Linked DNA regions of Homo sapiens: region 1 is linked to region 2. The links are chromatin contacts, found by Hi-C or POLR2A ChIA-PET in ENCODE. All regions are on one chromosome and are shown on one strand. The core of a region is the stretch at or near the end of the contact, and the rest is flanking DNA. Distances in the headings are between cores, read along the strand shown. Region 1 holds the start of CEACAM18 (CEA cell adhesion molecule 18). Region 2 has its middle 17 kb from the start of SIGLEC8.

Evidence for each region. A loop is a pair of places that touch in the nucleus more often than their neighbours do. ChIA-PET counts read pairs that join two places held with the same protein, here RNA polymerase II (POLR2A). Pooled maps may share reads with other maps.
Region 1: a pooled map shows a loop between it and region 2 (2.6-fold over the local background). The contact joins the promoter of CEACAM18 here to the enhancer-like site in region 2. A Hi-C loop is called at or near these places in 3 of 168 maps with a recorded cell type or tissue (CD4-positive, alpha-beta memory T cell, naive thymus-derived CD4-positive, alpha-beta T cell and vagina) and 10 of 50 pooled maps. POLR2A ChIA-PET finds 5 or more read pairs at or near these places in 4 of 52 experiments (CD4-positive, alpha-beta memory T cell, WTC11, activated CD8-positive, alpha-beta T cell and 1 more).

Annotation. Positions count from the first base shown.
Region 1 is chr19:51,477,289-51,481,506 of GRCh38, reverse strand. CEACAM18 (CEA cell adhesion molecule 18) reads right to left here and starts at 2,968. Exons shown (of 6, transcript NM_001405061.1): 1 at 2,813-2,968; 2 at 827-1,174; 3 at 1-114. The coding sequence starts at 2,864.
Region 2 is chr19:51,439,639-51,443,744 of GRCh38, reverse strand. No RefSeq gene overlaps it. Among named protein-coding and RNA genes, the nearest start is that of SIGLEC8, 17 kb to the left of the region's middle. RefSeq lists enhancers at 1,693-1,832, 2,133-2,422. Within about 2 kb of position 2,049, at least 8 of the 41 ENCODE cell types and tissues checked have a DNase peak (open chromatin) inside an H3K27ac peak, as active enhancers do.

The DNA.
Region 1 (4,218 bases), core at 1,719-4,218, 37 kb before region 2:
CATTCACATACCACGTGATGTTGGTGACATTTGTGAGGCAGTCAGCAGCCACAGAATCCATGTTCTCCACCAGGGAGCTGGCATTGACGGAGATGCCCAGATTGCTTCCCAACTCTGGGTGAAGCAGGAAAGAGAAAAAAATTACAAGTGGGGTCTGCTTCCCCAAGCTCTGCTCCTCTCCAGGGGACTTCTGGGCATGTTGGAGAGAAGCCAAGAGCTGTAAGATAAGATCTGGCATCCTGGCAAGGGAGCTGAGAAGGGCAGAGGAATAGGCACAGGGCAATGAGGCTGCTGAGGTGTGGGCCTTGCCTGAGCCACTGCCGTGCTGTCTGCTGCCATAATGGTGAGCTCTTGGCATAAACATGTGGCCTAATCATTGTTTCTGATCCTCCAAACCAGGACCCTCATCCAGGAGACACGAGAGGTTCTGAGTGAGAGGTGGCATTTGGCTACACAATACTACTCCATTATTTGAGTCCCATTCACTTTACGAATACTCCCTCCAACGCTACGACAAACCACAATGGTGGGTTCCTCCCCACTCTACAGATGAGGAAACTGAAGAACACAGAAGGAACACAAATGGGCCAGGGTCCTGCAGTATGTATTTGCAGCCACTGTCAAATACAGGACTGCTTGTCTTCCAACTCCGCCCTCTCCTCCCACTAGCCCTCAGATCCCCCAGGAGCTGTCCATGGTACACAAGATTCCAGGGCGGCTCCGTGATTTCCACTCCCGGTGTCATGCTCTGTATAATGTCCTTCTCTCAAATGTGTCACATCTAGCTCTCCTTGGGGGTTGGGAAACACAGCACCTGCTAACCCACCTAGAACCTCCAGCCAGCCGGTTGCTCTTTGGGTCTCATTGCCTGCAACCACCCGAACAGTGTAGTTTCCCGTGTCATTTAATGCAGTCGGCCTGATCAACAGGCTGCCTTCTCTGTTCACTCTCTCCCTGCCAGTGTACATGGGCCCAGGCTGCTGGGCACTGGGCGGTTTGTGGCTGATAATCATGTTTCCTGCGCTGTCGTTTGCACCCCAGTACCAGCTGTATTCCTGAACATCCTCAGGGACCTTATCCAGGGCCACGACAGTCCGATATCCCTTGATCCCCAGGGTTTGGGTGATGAAGATTTGGCCAGAGGCCTGGCAGATCCCACAGGCCAGCAGACTGGCTGAAGAAGACAAGGAAAAAAGACAGAGAGAAATTCACAAAGAGATTCAGACTGGCTGAGAAGACAAGGAAAAAAGACACCATCCGGGAACGATTCCCAGAGACGCTGGTGAACCAGGCAAGAGTTTCTGGCTCCTGGTAGAGTCCCCAGCTTGTCCCCTCCTGTGCCTCCCCTCAGCCCCTGCCGTGGTCCATTTTACCCTTATCTTCTCCCAGGCCCTCCTCGCTAGCCACACAGCCTCCAATCCATCCTCACATCACAGTTACGTAAATGTTAATAAGCCCAAGTTGCGACCCTGTTCTCCTCTGCTCAAACACCTTCCATGGCTCCCCAGTGCTCTTAGGATACAGTCCAAACTCTTAGGTGGGTATATGAAACACTCTCAGCCAGAGCTGGTGTTTGTGACTCATCGAGCCTCCTTGTGGTGCACACCTACCCCATCCTGTCCCCACTATGCACCTTTTACTCATTTATTCCTGTAGTTATTTATCAGAAGACATGACTGCCACGCTGTATGCCCCAGGCCTCTACATAGCTCTCTTGGTGCACCACACCTTCTCCTAACTCCAGGCTTCGCACACGCTGTTCCCCATTCCCGGCAGGGACTCCTTCTCCCTCCTCTCCATCTGCACCCTCCTTGCTGACTCACTTCTATTCATCACTCAGGTCTCAGCTTGGATGTCTCCTCCACCCCAGCCTGGGTCAGGTGTCCCCTCTGGGCTCCCCCAGCTCCTCCTGGGCTCCCCCCATCCCAGCCATGACCTCTGGGGGTCCTCAGAGTCTGGGCACATATCTATATCTCGCCCTGGACTGTGGGCTCCAGGAGGGCAGGACTGCCCTGTCTCAGTCACCACTGAGTCCCCAGCGCCCCTGAGCACAGGCTGGACACAGGGGGAGTTCAGTAATGATTGTCTGGGTGAGAAATACTCCCCCGAGAATTTCTACATGTCTTTGATTTTGCATCTAAATTCACTGGAGTGGGTGTGAATGGAGGCGGCAGCCTGTTACCACATATGACATGGGCAGTTGTCCACTGCCCTGTGAACCCCAAGCCTGGGCTATGTGGAGGAGGCAGAGATGCCTGAGACCCCGGCTCTAGGCCTCACGTATGGACACACTGGACCTGTTCAAGGACAGTACACGTGGTAAAGCAGGACAGTTGTGCTTGTAGGGGGCACAGAAGGTCCTGGGCAAAGGTGAGGGGCTGGGAAGGAATCTGGCCTGAGAGGTGGGGGAGGGGATGGGGCAGATTGGGGCACCCAGTGGGAGGTGAGTGCAGGGAGGTGAGGGTGAAGGTCCAAGCTCCTGATTCCTGGGCGTAGATAGAAACACAGTTTCTCTCTCTCTCTCTCTGTGTGTGCGCGCGTGTGTGTGTGTGCATGTGCGTGTGCGTGTGTGTGTAACACCACATGTGTGGGTCTGTGCAGGGGTGTGTCTAGGGGCAAAGTGTGCCCACGTGTGTGAGCTCATGAAAGTTGTGCTGAGGGTCCTCCCCCTTCTCCTCTCCCCGACCCCTGCTCTGGGAGTTTCTTGATGTGCCCGTGGATGGGGATGGTCCCAGCCCCCTCCCCGCCGCTTTGCTCCTAGCTGCCCTTCCCTCAGTCCTGGGAAGCTCATCCAGCATCCAGCATCTCTTACCCATGAGGAAGACCCTCCTCCACAGGCTCCATCTGGGTCTGGAAAGGTCCATGAGCTGCCTGGGGTCCTCCAGGAGGAGGGGTCCCTCCAGAGACACAGCCACCTCCTCTGCTCCCTCCAAGACCTGTGTCTCCTGGCACAGAGGCTGCCGGTCTCGTCTCCCAGCCTTCAGGGCGGCCTTTCCTCCCCAGGGTGCACTCTGACCAGCAGGGGTGGGGCCTGGGGAAGACGGCTCTTGAGAGCCCAACCTTATCTTTATGGCTTTATGTTGCCTTTAGTTCATTATTTATTTACTTATTTTTATAATAATTTACATTTTTTTCTCTGGTCATGAAAAAACGGAAAAACACAGGCTCACTGTTGGGAAAACAAAGAAAACCAGAAAATACAGCCAAGTGCCTCAAAGATAGGACATCAAACTCCTCAACTGTATGTCCTGTTTCCATTTGGTTTGGTTTTCCTATGCAGGGCCCAGCTTTTTTTTTTTTTTTTTTTTTTTCACGGAGTCTCGCTCTGTCACCAGGCTGGAGTGCAATGGCATGATCTTGGCTCACCGCAACCTCGTCTTCCGGGTCCAAGTGATTCACCTGCCTCAGCCTCCCGAGTAGCTGGGACTACAGGCTCGTGCCACCACACCCAGCTAATTTTTGTGTTTTTAGTAGAGACGGGGTTACATCATGCTGGCCAGGATGGTCTTGATCTCTTGACCTCGTTATCCGCCCACCTCGGCCTCCCAAAGTGCTGAGATTACAGGTGTGAGCCACCGTGCCCGGTGTAGGGCCCAACTTTTAGACTGCCTGGGGCTGTTTTACAACTGGCTGCTTTCCTCCTCAACAGTGGACTATTTCTCTATGTCACTAAATATTCCTCCCATGACCATTGTGAATGGCTGCAGGGAATGCTCTTCTAGACCTGAACCAGTGTGTGTATAACCAGATCCCTTTGTGAAAGTGCTCACAAGCCAAAAAAATCCCTGAGAAATACAGTGGGGAAGGCTGTGAAGCGAGGGCTCTCTGACAACAAAAATTTTCACAGAAGACGCTGCAGAAACCATAGTCTTGCACAAAAGCCATTGCTTCCTTCCACCAAAAAAATACTTCTGTGACAAGTATTTGGACAGCAACCTCCGGTCCAAACTTGGACTGACGTCACCCTCATTAGGGATCCTTGTAGCCTAGGGTAATTATCTCAAACCATTTATGGGGTCCTCCTCATTTTTCCATTGAAAACCCTTTGTGTTCTTTTACCTCCCTGAATATGCACGTAGTTTACTATAGCACCCAGATTCCCATTGCAATGCCCCATTCCTGAATACATATCATTTTCTTTTAGAGAGCTTCTCTCTGTTTGTTATTTAGGTTGACACTTTGTTGTTGGAGGGTCAGGCTGTTTCTAAAAACAGGGAT
Region 2 (4,106 bases), core at 800-3,299:
CTTGAGGGCTGTGCTGCTTATCTGTTGACGGTCGGAGAGCAGATTGCCAAATACAGGTCAAGAGGTGTATATGACCAATTAAAGGGTCTTCTCCTTTTCCAGTTAGGCTGTTCAGGGCTTCAGCTTTATTCAGTTGTTCAATTTTATTTTGTTATTGTTTAACAATTCTGATGTCTAGTCAAAGTTTAGTAATGCATTTGTTTGAGGGAATATGGTCTGAATCACAAATTCATAGAGCTACCATTATGCAGGGATGGAAAGTGGCTTTTTAATGGAGTTGACTAGTGTGTTCCTAATATGAATAATTAGTAATATTTACAAGGCAGCTTGAATCCTGATAGGCAGAGCACACTGGTGTTTTTCGTTTTGTTTTCATGGAATGCATAGCATATCGTTTCTTTAAGATTTTATCCTAGTCATCTTTTAATACTCTGCTCAAAATGGAGTTCCCTGTCCTGGTCCTTGTCCTTCACTGCTCCCCCGAACACCATATCTATGACTACTTTATGTCAGTACTATAAATATTGCTGTACACTGTGGTGTACTTGTCTTTCTCCTTTTGTAAGTTGTAAACGCTTGATTTTATTCTTGTGTCTTCAGGGCCTGGTACTTTTTCCTGTTATAATAGATGCTCCATAAATGTCTATTCAATAAATAATTTTAATCCTGTGGAAAAAAAAAAAAAGAAAGTGAAAAACAGGGCCGGGTGCGGTGGCTCACACCTGTAATCCCAGCACTTTGGGAGGCCGAGGTAGGCAGATCACGAGGTCAAGAGATCAAGACAATCCTGGGCACCATGGAGAAACCCCGTCTCTACTAAAAATGCAAAAAATTAGCTGGGCGTGGTGGCGAGCGCCTGTAATCCCAGCTACTCGGGAGGCTGAGGCAGGAGAATCGCTTGAACCTGGAAGGTGGAGGTTGCAGTGAGCTGGGATAATGCCACTGCACTTCAGCCTGAGTGACAGAGCAAGACTCTGTCAAAAAGAAAGAAGGAGTTAAGGAAGGAAGGAAGGAGACAAGAAAGAAAGAAAAGGAAGGAAGGAAGGAAAGAAAGAAAAGTAAGCAAGAAAGAAAGAAAGAGAAAGAAAGAAAAAGAAAGAGAAAAACAGACAACCCTCGAGGCACAGGAAGGGCAGCGGGATGACATTTATTGGAGGTAAAAAATCACTGTATTCAGTCCGCTGTCCTCAGACACAGGACACAAACTGAAATCCACAGGGAACCAAAGTGTGGGCTGAAGACGGAGCTGTCTACATAATAGTAAAGAGCACACAAAAAAATTGGATTCTTTTCTCCTACACAACTGCTCACCTACAGGCCGTGGTGACCCGTTTTGCAAGCATGGCAGTGGTGGGCATGGTCTGGCTTTGTAGCTGGCTAGAAAGGAGAACTGTTAGCTTTTTGGCATAATTCTAAGTTCCACACCAAGGATCCTATTTTATCACTTGGGTGGTGAGTAGAGAAACAAACACAAATGCCAACAAAAAATCCGACAAGCTGGTGCCATCCTCACCATTCCCGGCATGAGTGCTGCCTGCACCGCGGCACACACAGTCTCCCCTGCTATGGCTGGTGGGCCAGTTCCGGTTCTTGACTTTGCCTCAAGAAAAGAATTCGAGAGTGAGTCCAAGGTAAAAGTAAGCAAGAGAGTTAATTGCAAAGTGAACGTGCACTCTTAACAGCTGGTCAGAGCGGCTGCTCAAAGGTGAGACAGCGCTGACTGACGCTGGGGAAACTCCCTTTAGGGGAATCTTCCGTGATTACTCATGCGTGGGTGGGACGGTGTTGCTCTTAAGCGTGTTCTGGGTGGTCTGTTAGGCCCGCATGCGCAATGGCTGTACATGCTAGTGCATATACATCGCTGTCTCAGTAGCACCTTAAGTCTCCACGTGAGGGTGTGTTTTCACTATTATAATGAGCATAGGTCAGCCCAAGGACACTACCTAAGCATGGGTTTCTGCACTTGCACGGATATGGGGACTGTCCCTTCTTCCCTTCTACCTCCTTGCTACAGGATGTTTTGACCACGAGCCCAGGATGCGGTTTATGCGCTGTCGGGGTTTGCGAGCTGTCCGGCGGATTGTTCTCTCCGTCTATTTAGCAAATGTGTTTCCCTTTAAGGGAGGCTGTGTAAGGGAGGCTGTGAAACGCCTGTCTAACCTACTTACGCTGCAGCTGCACCAGGGAGCAACACAGAGACTTCACAGGAAAACTGGAAGAAACCACAGACCTTTCTAAAGAAGCGGTGGGCAGCAGCCTACACCACGAGCCAGGCAGAAAACTGTGAGTCCCCACAGTGTGAGAAGGGGAGAGACTGACTCAGGGATGTGTATTCTTTTGTAGCCTTTCCTTCGGGTTGAAGAGCACTTAGGTTGATTCTGTATCTTTCCAATCATTGAATTTTCTCAACTTTTTGCTTTTTCTTCTCCCTCAAGAACACCTATGAGTCTTAGATTTCGGGCAAGTCTACTTTCCCCACTCAAGATGACATTGCAGATCTCAGTCGGGAGCTTCTCTCAACCCGTGACCGCCTCCTGAGTCAGCTAGCTGGCTTCTGCAAGGCCCCCTGTGAGGTAGCATCGGGAATGGCTTCCCTCTGTCCCTGCTGGAGCCCAGGACTGCACGCCAAGCACATCCCAATGTGACTCCTTATCTACTCCCCAACGCTCCCTAACTCAGCTCCAGTGCTGGGCAGGGTGAGGGCTTCCCCCTCCTGTGGCCTGGACTGCGTGGCACCCCAGTGGGAGTGCACATCCCTGAGTCAGTCTCTCCCCTTCTCACACTGTGGGGACTCACAGTTTTCTGTCTGGCTCGTGGTGTAGGCTGCTGCCCACCGTTTCTTTAGAAAGGTCTGTGGTTTCTTCCAGTTTTCCTGTTAAGTTCCTGTGTTGGTCCCTGGTGAAAAGGTCACAACATAAATCTTTATACACTGTTTCATCTTTCCAAGGTGGGAGAGGCCGGCTAACAATGCCTGCAATCTGCCATCCTCTCTTTTCAGTTTTGATGTGTTATATACACTCATGCACATATACATAATGTTTACCAAAGTGGGATCATATTCTTAAATGTCCTTTATTAGGAATTCTGAAACATTAAGGGCAAATTTAATCAGAGGAAGGTGAATATACAGCTCTGAGTGTCTAGCATATATTTACAAAATATCTCAAGTCTTCTGTATCTAGATATAATTACAAAATATCTCTGAAGTCTTCTGTTTTACTCTGAAAGTCCCTATGAATGTTTGTGGCCTATGGAAAAACACGTTTCTGTTAGTTTCAACGGGAAAATAATGCATTCATTGTCACTAAAGTTGTCTGATTGACCTGACTCAGTATTTGAGTATAAATGACATCCCCAGAAGATATGCAAAGTGGACCTTCTGCCTTTAGCTCCTCTGAAGCACTTTTCACGCCCTGCCCTTGGGTCCTGGATCCCCACTGGAGAAGCAACAGCTCTGCACCACTACTGTTAATTATTCATGGCTGCATAGTATTCCACTGAATTTGATGTGTGTTGACTTATTCAACCAATACCCTATTTAGGAGCATTAAGCTTTTTTCAATTTGTTTTGAAACAGGGTCTTGCTCTGTTGCCCAGGCTGGAGTGCAGTGGCATGATCATGGTTCACTGCAGCCTCAACCCTCCAGGCTCAGGCAGTCCTCCTGCCTCAGCCTCCCGAGTAGCTGGGACCACAAGCATGCACTACCATGCCTAGCTAATTTTTTTTTTTTTTTTGTAGAGACAGAGTCTGCCTATGTTGCCCAGGCTGATCTCAAACTCATGGACTCAAGCAATCCTCCCACTTCAGCCTCCTTAAGTGCTGAGATGTAGGCTTGAGCCACTATGCCCAGCCAGTTCTTTCCATTTAAAAAATATATATAGACAATTTTTCCCAGAAGCATATGACGGGATAGACATAATTTTTAGAGCAGTTTAGGTTCACAGATTGAGCAGAAGGTACAGAGATTCTCCATATACCACCTGCCCCCACACATGCATAACCTCCTCTATTATCAGCATCTCCCACCAGAGTGGTACATTTGTCATACTTGATGAACCTCCATTGATACGGTATTAGCACCCAAAGTCCATCGTCTATATCAGGG